Linked DNA regions of Homo sapiens: region 1 is linked to region 2. The links are chromatin contacts, found by Hi-C or POLR2A ChIA-PET in ENCODE. All regions are on one chromosome and are shown on one strand. The core of a region is the stretch at or near the end of the contact, and the rest is flanking DNA. Distances in the headings are between cores, read along the strand shown.

Evidence for each region. A loop is a pair of places that touch in the nucleus more often than their neighbours do. ChIA-PET counts read pairs that join two places held with the same protein, here RNA polymerase II (POLR2A). Pooled maps may share reads with other maps.
Region 1: a map of GM12878 shows a loop between it and region 2 (2.5-fold over the local background). The contact joins two enhancer-like sites. A Hi-C loop is called at or near these places in 7 of 168 maps with a recorded cell type or tissue (CD4-positive, alpha-beta memory T cell, Caco-2, GM12878 and 4 more), 8 of 37 single-sample maps with no recorded cell type and 15 of 50 pooled maps. POLR2A ChIA-PET finds 5 or more read pairs at or near these places in 1 of 52 experiments (PC-9).

Annotation. Positions count from the first base shown.
Region 1 is chr11:69,248,749-69,253,983 of GRCh38, reverse strand. It overlaps LOC105369368 (a long non-coding RNA gene), which reads right to left. Exons shown (of 3, transcript XR_001748070.1): 2 at 4,016-4,181; 3 at 2,812-3,217. Among named protein-coding and RNA genes, the nearest start is that of MYEOV, 43 kb to the left of the region's middle. Within about 2 kb of position 1,968, at least 4 of the 41 ENCODE cell types and tissues checked have a DNase peak (open chromatin) inside an H3K27ac peak, as active enhancers do.
Region 2 is chr11:69,104,792-69,109,903 of GRCh38, reverse strand. No RefSeq gene overlaps it. Among named protein-coding and RNA genes, the nearest start is that of MIR3164, 24 kb to the right of the region's middle. Within about 2 kb of position 3,268, at least 8 of the 41 ENCODE cell types and tissues checked have a DNase peak (open chromatin) inside an H3K27ac peak, as active enhancers do.

The DNA of each region.
Region 1 (5,235 bases), core at 719-3,218, 150 kb before region 2:
TCCAGGACCCTGGGCAGCTATGGTTTACCTTCATCAAGTCATCCAGTACTGAATGGCTTTACCCCAGCAAAGAGGACACGGTGCTTCTAAGAAGGGCACCCATTGGCAGAGTCCGCCAAGGGACATGGTCCCTCCACTAGACTTTCCAGTAAGAGAAATCACCTCTGGGGATGACAAAATTCACAAGAAAGATGAGAGATAGATTGAAAAAATGACTTAGACAATTTGGCACTATGGTACATCAAAAAAAATGCCTACATGGTAGTTAGGCTGGTCCCAACGGTGCCAACACCCCTTGTTGACTTTGTTCAAGTCACTTTCTTGTCTAGAAACCACATCCCACATCCCTATTGAGTTATAGAAACCCAATCCTCTATAACAAAGAGGATGGGTCTGAGTGTGGTAGAGATAATGTTCTTTGCCCCACAGACCCATCCCACTTTCTTCCCTCCTGGACCCCTGCTGCCTTCTGAGGGAGTCAGGGATCAGATTGCACAGAAGCAGTTCTGGATGATGAAAAGTAAAAAGAGACGTGTGTGTCACTTCCAGGCTGAGGCCATGAGAAGCACCATGTGACCCTCCATTAGCACATGAGATGCAAACAGGCTGGATCCCTGAATCACTATGTAGAGCACAGCTGTCCTAACAAGTCACCCCCTTCACTTTGGGATTTGAGTGAGAGAAAATAAGTTCTCACAGCAATAAGCAATTGAGGTTTGGAGATTTATTTGTTATGGCAGCAAAACCTAGCTTATCCTGACTAACATACCAGAGATGGCAAACACATGACACACACACCATCACTAAGAGACTGGCAGCCATCCAGACATTACTAATCCATCTTGGCACATTTTCCTCCCATCTCAGACATGCTCCAGGCAGCCCATACCAATGGACTACCTAAGGACTGTAAGGTGGGTAAAGATCCCTCCAGCTCACAAGTTACCTACCACTCAGGTGGTTGAGCAATTTGACTGCCCCTCATTTGACACACAACGGTCAGGCTTGGGAGTCAAGGGGAAGCTGTCCCTCTGGAAGGATCTGACCTCGCCCCACCACTCACAATTCAGGATTGTCAAAGCCTCGTGTCTTCTCACCTCCTTCCATCACCTCCTTCCCTGCCATGCCCCAAGGGGCTGCTGGACAGAGGCTGCCCCCACCCCAGCCTCTGCCAACTCCCCACCCCTCATCGCCGATTCAGGAAGCCTCCAGGATTTTGGCATCAGTGACATTTTTCTCTGCCTTCTTGCTGTTCCGTAGTAGAGCCAAGTAGGAACTTGTTCCTCTGAAGACTTTGGAGAGGAGCTGCGCTGCCCCATGCTTTCTCATTCTTTCTCAGGGTGTGCCCCAGCCTCAGACCCATGAAAGGCAATTTCACTTTCGGTGGGGCTCCTTCCAGGAGGAACACTAGGACCCAAATGGGAGCAGATGTGTTGGCGGTCAGCTCCCTCCCCGAGCCAGAGCCGAGGGAAGGGCCGTCCTAGGACACAGGCTCCAAGCAGATGAACAGAGGCAACATGACTTTTTACAATGGGGCTTTGATCTACCTAATGTCACAAGACAGGCTGGGGACAAATGCCAGGCTCTGTGTGACTCCCGGTTCCCACAGGAGGTGCCCTGTGCAGGTATTCACACGGGGAGAGTCTTGGCAGGCCCGGCCCCTGGGTCTGTGCCCATCACAGACACAGCCACGGCAATCAGGTTTTGGAAAATCGTGGGTGAGGTTCCTTTGGCCGAGGCTCCAGCCTCCTGCCTGAAAATAGCATGGGGAGGGAGGGAGGGAGGCCGCCCCCAGTGGCAGTGGGCACCCTCCTGGTGTGAATGAGGGTGAGTGTGAGGAATTCCTGTGGTCGGGGCAGACGGCGGGGCACAAAGGCTAGGCTGGCGTCCTTGACAATACCCGCTCTGTCCCTGCAGTTGGTGACCTTCACCAAAGTGCTTCGTGAATGGGCCGTGGCTGCTCCCAGGTGTGTCCAAGCCGCCGGCGTTGGAAGCACATGAAGAGGCCGGGACCGTGGGGAGAGTTCACAGGACGTTTTGTAATTTGGGTGCCCATGAGGGCTGCCCTGGGGCTCGGGCCAGGCCGATGGAGGCTGCCAGGGGCCCATCCTTGGGCTGTCAGCATGCATTATCCCCACCTGTGCTCAGGAACAATGGCCACACCTGTAACTCGCTCCCATCCCCGGGTGGATGAAACGGCCTGTGCCTCCTGCCTGCAGCTCCGGTTTCCCTGCCGGGTGGCCCTCGGAAGGCTGCAGCAGGATGTACAGGCAGCCCAGAAAGATAGCGAATGGTAGGGACTGAGGGAGGTGGGGCGTGGCTCTCCGCAGGCCAGGAGTCTAGTTTAGACAAGGACGTCCCAAGGTTTCTCCCAGTCACTTTTACGAAGCATGCTACTCACACCAGGGTCCTGACTGCCCCGACTCCCTCTCTCACCCGTCTCTGAAACTCCAAAGCCTGGGGCCACCAGGAGCAAAATCTTGGCAACCTCCCTTTTTTCTCCATTTTTGCCTCTCAGCACAGTGAGGTTGGCCCCCTGATGTGTAGACACAGCTACATATTTAACACACTTAGATACCTTTTGCCAGGCATCAAGTATTTGTGTATTGTGCAAATACTCGTTTCAGCCTCACAACAACCCCAGGAGAAGCTGCTATCAGCATCGACTCCATTTCACATTTGGGGAAGCTGAGGTTCAGAAAGGTGAAATCACACAGCTGGTAACAGGCAGGCCTGGGCTGTGAACCCAGGCATCTGGCGTCCGAGACCTTGCCCACCCCCACCGCCTCCCACCTGCCCTGCTCCCGCCGACACCACAACCCAGGGCTCTTTGGTGACACCTGGAAGGGGTCCCCTGAGCACGTCTTTCATGCCCATGCCCTTCCTACGGCCCACATTCCTGGGGCTCGGACCAGGTCATCCTCATCGCTGTACCCCAGCCCCAGACCAGACGAGTGTTTGTTAACTTAAAGGGAACACAGCTGGGAGATCATAGGTGTCATTTCTGGAGCTTCCCCCTGGAGCAGGCATGCCTCAAACACTTCCATGGACGCCCTCATGTTCCTTTCCCAGCATCCCACAGAGAAGCATGAGCGCCATTCCCATTTCACAGGCGAGAAAACAGGATGAGAGCGATACGGTGCCCAGGCAAGCATCACCCAGCTCCTCGTCCGCAGCAGCCATGGGTTCCAGACTCAGCACCTCTTCTGCCTCCATCCTGAATGAAAAAGGGAGGGGCAGAAAGGAAAGGAGAAGGGGTGCGGGGTCATTCGGAGGCGGTAGAGACCTCATGCCACCTGCCAGTAGCAGCCCTACCTGACTCCAAGAGGACAAGGCCTGCACTGGTCCTCACCCACCTCGGGGCTGGCCAGCTTGCCATTTTTGATGACCCCACACTGAGGCCTTAGTCGAAGGTGGCATTTCCGGGTCTGGGGGTTATTTGTTGCAGTGATGGAGAGATAAACAATGAGTTCCAGAAGTCGGCTGGCCAAATCCCAGCCCCACACAATAAACCCCACCTGTGGTGTGCAGGCAGGACGTGAACAGGTGTGTCCTCACCAGAGAAGTATTTAGATACCAGAAAGCCAGCTTGCCTGTGGTGTGCAGGCAGGATATGAACAGGTGTGTCCTCACCAGAGGAGTATTTAGATACCAGAAAGCCAGCTTGCCTGTGGTGTGCAGGCAGATGTGAACAGGTGTGTCCTCACCAGAGAAGTATTTAGATACCAGAAAGCCAGCTTGCACAGCCACAACAGGCCCCTTATCCCAGGCAGGGGGGACAGGAAATGGATGGAAATTTGCATCCTTTTGAATGCATCCTCCGCTTAGTGGGACCAAAGAGACTACCTGAGCCTCAGCGTCAGCTGCGTGCGGACCGACCCCATGCGGACCGACCCCGTGCGGGCAGACGTCTGCTGGTGCCGGGCACTTGGCCAATAGGAGAGCCTCGGGAACGGAATAATGAAGAACTGATTTACCCAGCAGGGCCCTTTCTGTGTCTGGGAAGCTCTCGCACCTTCTTGGAGGGGGCAGGCGTGTTTCCTTGGGAGGAATGCCGTTACACAATCGGTCTGTCAAGAGTCTGCGTTCAGGAATCCAGGCGAGGTGGCTCCAGCTGCGGTCTGCTCCTTTGATTCACACACTCCCCACGGGCAGCCCCAGCCCCTTGGCTCCCTGCTGCCCTGTGAAACACACACCACCCGTGAGGGACCCCACGCAGGAACCAGGCTTGGGTCTGCAGCAGACAGAATGCAGCAGGACTCAGGCGGTGCACCCACGCCGTCTGGAGGCCTCAGAACTAGAATCTCACAAGAAGTCTGCCGGCAGATGCTCCTGCTCCTGCACACTGTACAGATGAGCACGCAGGGGCCAGTAAGGAGCACGCAGCCTCGTGGCCAGCAAGAAGCAGAGCAGAGACGTGGACCCAGGCCTGCAATCACCGATCACCCTGCACAGGTGCGATGTGCTGCAGAGTGTAGGTTAGGACATGGGGTGGAAAGTGTGTCTGGGGGCTAGACCCAGAAATAAGACCATTGAAAAGAAAGCTACATCAAAATAGCAAGAGAAGGGAGGCAACTTGGTGGGATGTTTACATGTTCAAGGAGGGCACTTCCGAGCACTCCATGCTGGGGACTAGGTCACTAGATCACAGAAGCTCCACTCAGCTCCCCCGTGGAACCACCTGGGAGGATCTGTAGAGAAGACTCCCACGTTATTCAGGAATAAGAAGAAATGAGCCGGCAAGCTGCAACAAGACATGGAGGAGTGTGAAGTGAAATCAACACTATCACGAGGTACAGGGACAGGTTGGAGAATTCCTCTCCATCAAAGTCTTAGGTAGAGTTAGCACTAAGAGGAATGCAACCCATTCATTTTACTGATGAGGAGACAGAAGGTCAAGGTGGACCACGGTGGGGTTTGACTCAACATTCTGGATTCCCCATCCCGATGGTTCCTTCTGTATCACAGATCCTAGCTTATAAATACAAAGTCCAGTTTTTCAAAAAGGCATGTAATTAAAAAAAAAATCCCAACTCTCAGGTGTCTGATCCCCAATTCATCATTTCTTCCTGTGAGCCGAGAAAGAAGCCAATCTGAAAAGGCTCCCCACCGCATGGTTTCCACTCTGTGATGTTCTAGAAAGGGCCAAACCGTGGAGACAGTAAAGACAGCAATGGTTGCCAGGGGTTAGAAGGGAGGGAGGAACAGGAGGAGCATCAAGGGTCTCTAGGGCAG
Region 2 (5,112 bases), core at 2,019-4,518:
GTGCTGTGACTGATACAGGAGATGATTAACAAAGTAACATGAGGATTGATGTATTGATTGATTTATCAATTGATTGATTTGCAACTCTGAAGGGAGCAAGTGTTCTTCAAGGCAGCCAGGTGGGAGATGCCTAAAGGCAGAGCATGGCAAACGGTGGTGCTGCCCTGTCTTGATCTTGGTCAACACCTCAGCTATCTCCCACCTCAGAGTGAGCAAGAAAATGGCCACATCTCCCAGCTCTTGATCTAAAGAGTTTGCAGTGCCTGATTAAAGTGATCAGTTGTCTCCCTTGCAGACTCAAAAATGCCTGGAGCCACCCCTGCAGATCCTCACTTCTCACTTCTCCACTGCACAGCTCAAAGGCCATGGACATCCCAGCCATCAGGACTCAGGGCGAGCCTTAACAGAGTACATTGGATCTCATCCTTCCTCCACTCAAACCGCCAGGAGCTCCTCTGCTCCACACAAGGCCCCTTCAGGGAACCTCGAGGAGCTCAGCATGCCCCACCTCAGGGCCTTGGCATGTGCTGCTCTGTCCTGAGGTCTCCACTGGGATCCCTGCCTCCCTTTCCTTGGATGTGTGTTCCTTCATCAGCCAGGCCTGCCCTGGCCCAGGCTAAATCTCCACTGGAGCTCACCACTGCCTGATGCACCAGACACTTGGTCTGCTTCTCCTGGCCACTCTGACTAGAAGAGCCCACCAAGGCAGGCACTTGGGTCTGTCTTGTTCACAGCCATATCCCCAGCCCCTGGCACCCAGCAGCATTCAATAAATGGTAATTGAATGGATAAATGAATGAATGAGGAGGTACCTGTTCATTCATTTAATGCTAATACTAATACTGATTAACAATAATAATAGCAGGAGCCGGCTCTTCACAGATGCTGGGATTCAAAGGTAAACCAGACATAGTTCGCATTTTCAATAGTCAACAAATGTGTAATTAGCCAATAAATAAGTTAATAAGTGATCAATAAATGCATGATCATAGACTGTGGTGGGGCTCCCAAAGGGGCAGGGGCAGGTGCTTGGATGGGCACCAAGGAGCTCCTCCCCCAGGGAGTGGGTCTGAGACCTGAAAGGCGTGTGAGAATGAGAAAAGCGTGTCGGCAGAACAAATGTGTACAAGTCTCCTGCAGCTGCTGTAACAAACCATCCCAAACTGGGTGGCTCAGAACAACACAGACTTATTTTCTCAGTTCTGGGGACCCGAAGCCCAAGACCCAGGTGTCAGCAAGGCCGCCCTCCCTCTGAAAGTGCTAGAGGAGGGTCCTTCCTGACACTTCCAGCTCCTGGGGGCTCCAGGTGTTCCTTGACTGTGGCCACATCACTCCAGTCTCTGCCTCTGTCTTCGTGCATCCTCCTCCTCCTCTCCGTGTCTTCACCTCTTCTCTCATGAGACACCTGGCATTGGATTTTGAGCCCACACAGATAATCCAGGATGATCTCATCCCTTACCTTAATTTCACCTGCAAAGACCCTTCTTTCCAAAAAGGTCACACCCACAGGTTCTAGGTTAGGATTTGGACATACGTTAAGGGGGTCATCATTCAGCCCAATCCAAACATCCTGGACAAAGGCCCTGAGGCTGGGAGGTGTAGTGCTGGCCAGTGACATGGCAGGGGTGGCAGGCTCACAGTGGGCAGGGGCTCGTGCACGCAGGCTGGGGACCAGGGTGGAGGGCTGTGGACGGCCATGGCTGAGTTTCACAACGGGGAGGGACATGATCCAATAGCTGCTGCGGGTGCAAAGACAGAGCAGAGAAGTCAGCAGTGGAGAAACAGGTGGACCATCAGGGACCACTATAGTCCTCCAGGTGTGTTGGATGGCGGGGCTGGGACAGGGGAGAGGGAATGAGGAGAGGCAGACCAAAAATGTGCTTGGAGGTTCAAATGGACTTTGTTGATGACTGCAATGGGGTGGGGTGGGAGCATCAACACCGAGCCCAGGACACGGGCATGAGCAGGTGGGTCACAGAGGCTTCTCCCAAGATGAGGAGGAGGGTGTGACCAGGTGTGATACTCTGGACAATCCTGAGGTGTGATACTCTGGACAACCCTGGGGTGTGGGGGCCCCATCTCACAGAGCTGGGATAAGAGGAGGCTGAAGCAACATTCAGGTGGGGCTGTGCCTGCATTCACTGTGGCATCCAAGGCAGTATGGTAGTCAGCAAACCCTGGTGCTCAGCAAACCCAGGTGCTTAGCAAACCCCACTGCTGAGAAAATCCTGGTGCTCAGCAAAACCCAGGTGCTTAGCAAACCCCACTGCTTAGAAAATCCTGGTGCTCAGCAAACCCTGGTGCTCAGCAAACCCCAGTGCTCAGCAAACCCTGGTGCTTAGCAAAACCCAGGTGCTTAGCAAACCCCACTGCTCAGAAAATCCTGGTGCTCAGCAAACCCTCACAGCATAGTCCCTGGATGGCAGAGCCTTTCTCAGTGTTTCTGGCATGAATACTGCATTCCAGGCCATGGGGTTTGCACTGTGAGAGACCCGTGGACCTGCCCCAGGTAAGCTCTTAGTGCAGCAGCCACTGGTCCTCTCCCAGCAGCACGGGCTGGGCCACTCCTGCCATGCCAGGTTTCAGCCTCCCCAACACCAGGGGACCTGATGCTAAGTTCTCCACAGGCCCTTCCCACTTTAAAGTTCTCCAGCTCCCAAAAAATCAGGGACTTTCCAATTTAGAAAATACCCTCACTGGATGGCCCTACCCATCCAGCCATTAGCTTCTCAAGCAGGCCAGGCAGTCCCTGGGCTGCCCACCTCTCCGCAGGCATCAGCCCCAGCACCACCTCTTGGATATGGAGCAGACACAGCATTGCCCACTGCCCTGGGCCCTCCTTACTCCTTCTCTGTCTGGACCAGTTCTTCCTCTTCCCTCCCCACATCCTGTTGCAACCATTCATGCTCAGGGATCCTCCTCTCCCCAGAAGCTGTGGCCTCTGAAAACCCCAAACTCTGCCATTTGCTGTCCCACCTGCCTTTCTGTGGCTGGGCCCCCACACAGCCAGATACAGATGCTGTCCCCTGCCCTGGTCACTCAGCAGGTGAGGGCTGGGCCCTGGGAGCCTGGCCTCTGGGTAGCCCTGAGTGGGAAGATGGTGGAGGGAGGCCTGTCCCCACTGGAGCAGTTCACCAAGGACAGGAGGCTGGGACAAGCTCCCTCCGTCCCCTGCCCACGGGCTCAGAGAATCACCCAGAGGCACCTTCCCACAGCGCCTCACTGGGCAGCCGGGCCTGGGAGCCAGGGCCAGCAGGCCTCAGGGGACCTGGAAAGTTTGGTTTTGCTTTGTGGATCTGGACAAACTGGAAATGTAAAGGGCTGCACTGGACGTACCCAGCTGGGCAAACTGGAAGTGCTTCAAAGAGCTGGGGGCAGGGCCGGGCGGCCGGTTCACACGGCTACGGCCAAGCTCAGCCCATCACTCAGGCCACCTGCCGGAGCCCATGCACCACCTCGCTGCTGCCCCTCCCCACTGCCAGTGGTCATGGACCCTGCCCACAGAGCCCCTCGGCAGCAGGGAGCTCCGGGCCAGCCAAGCGCAGGCCTCCTCCTCCATGATATTAATCAATCACATCCTGATAGTGATCAATGGAGGGCCCCTGGCAGCAATGGGCTGGCCAGCCTCCAGGCTCACCGTCCAGAGGCAGGAACGCCGAGGATGGCAAATGTGATCTTTGGCAAGGGACAGCACATTGTCTTACCGCTGTGGGAAAATGCTTAATGCGCAAACATTTCCTTAAAACGAGCTGACAAGGAAACGTTCAAGATGGCCTTATTAAAGATAATCATCCTGGCTGAACAGGACAAAAATAGATTAAGTCCCTTCTGAACTCTGAGAGCAGGATACGTGGCCCAGCAGAGCATCACTAAACCAAGGCGGGTGGCAGCGGGGAAAGACTCCACGGCTTTCCCTTGGGTTTCACCACTTGGAGAAGCTTCCCAGTCGGCTGGCGTGGAAGCCCAGCTCCTCACCCCACCCCAAGCACAGGGCAGGCGCTGAGCCCCGGGCTGGCAGAGGTAGGGAGTGGGCTGCAGGCACGGGGCGGGGAGGGGGCCTCCGGAGCTGCACACAGGAATGTCAGGGCCTGGCTTAATTTCTAAACCTGCCATATGGCCCTGCGTCCTGGGACCCAGGCTGGTGGCCAAGGAGGAGCCCTGGGGCTCGGTCCACAGCCCTCCAGGCCGGCTGCACAAAGCCATTTTTCAAAGGTGTTTCCCAACAGTCTCTCTCAAAGGAACTGCCCTTTGAGAAGCTGTCTTGGGCTCGAGCCAGGCAGGGCTGTCTGGGGGCTCTTGGCAAACGTGCCAGCCGTCCCCAGATCAAAAGTGCCTTTCTTGGTTTGCTCACTGCCTCTCTGTGCCAGGTGAATGAGCTGTGGGGGCACCCCGGGCCGGGCAAGGCCAGAGTTGTCTTACCCAGACTCAAAGATGGGGGTGGGGGCTGACCACAGGTGCGGTGTGCCCCACCAATCCATGGAAACCCCAACCCACGGGGCAATGGCTCACGTTACAAAAGATCCATGGAGGGGCCCCTTCAAACCGAAGCTCCCCAAGGACGTGGCACTGTTGCTCAGGGATCATTCGCCATGTGACACAGAGAGGCCCAGACCAAGGAAATGTAAGGCCAGAGGGCTCACAGGCCCTGCCAGCTGACGTGGCCTCAGTCTAGACAGAGAGACAGGCAAAGTGGGCACGACGGGGGTCTGTGAAACCAACCCAACCTTCATTCACCCACCACGGGACCCTCCCTTCTGGGCAGAGACAGGTGCTTTCGACCCAGCAGGTGGGCGCTGACAGCTCCACTGCCACACAAGCCCCTGGCATCTTCTCGCTGCAGACACACTTGGTGGCAAGTGCTTGCGTGTGGACGCTGCGTGGCCCGATGTCCCATCGGTCAGTGTCCAAGAGGAAGGCTCTGGGATGCCGCTTACTCAGAGAGCCCTGCACGCACCACTCCCAGCTTCACCTGTGCTGCCAGGCTGGGACCAAGTCCACCTTGGAGATGTGGCTGGCAACTGTCATCGCTACCAGGTCCATCTCGCCGCCACTCACTCCCCACCGCCCTCCAATAATGCCAACAAAACTCACAGTGGAGCCAGGGTCTCGGGG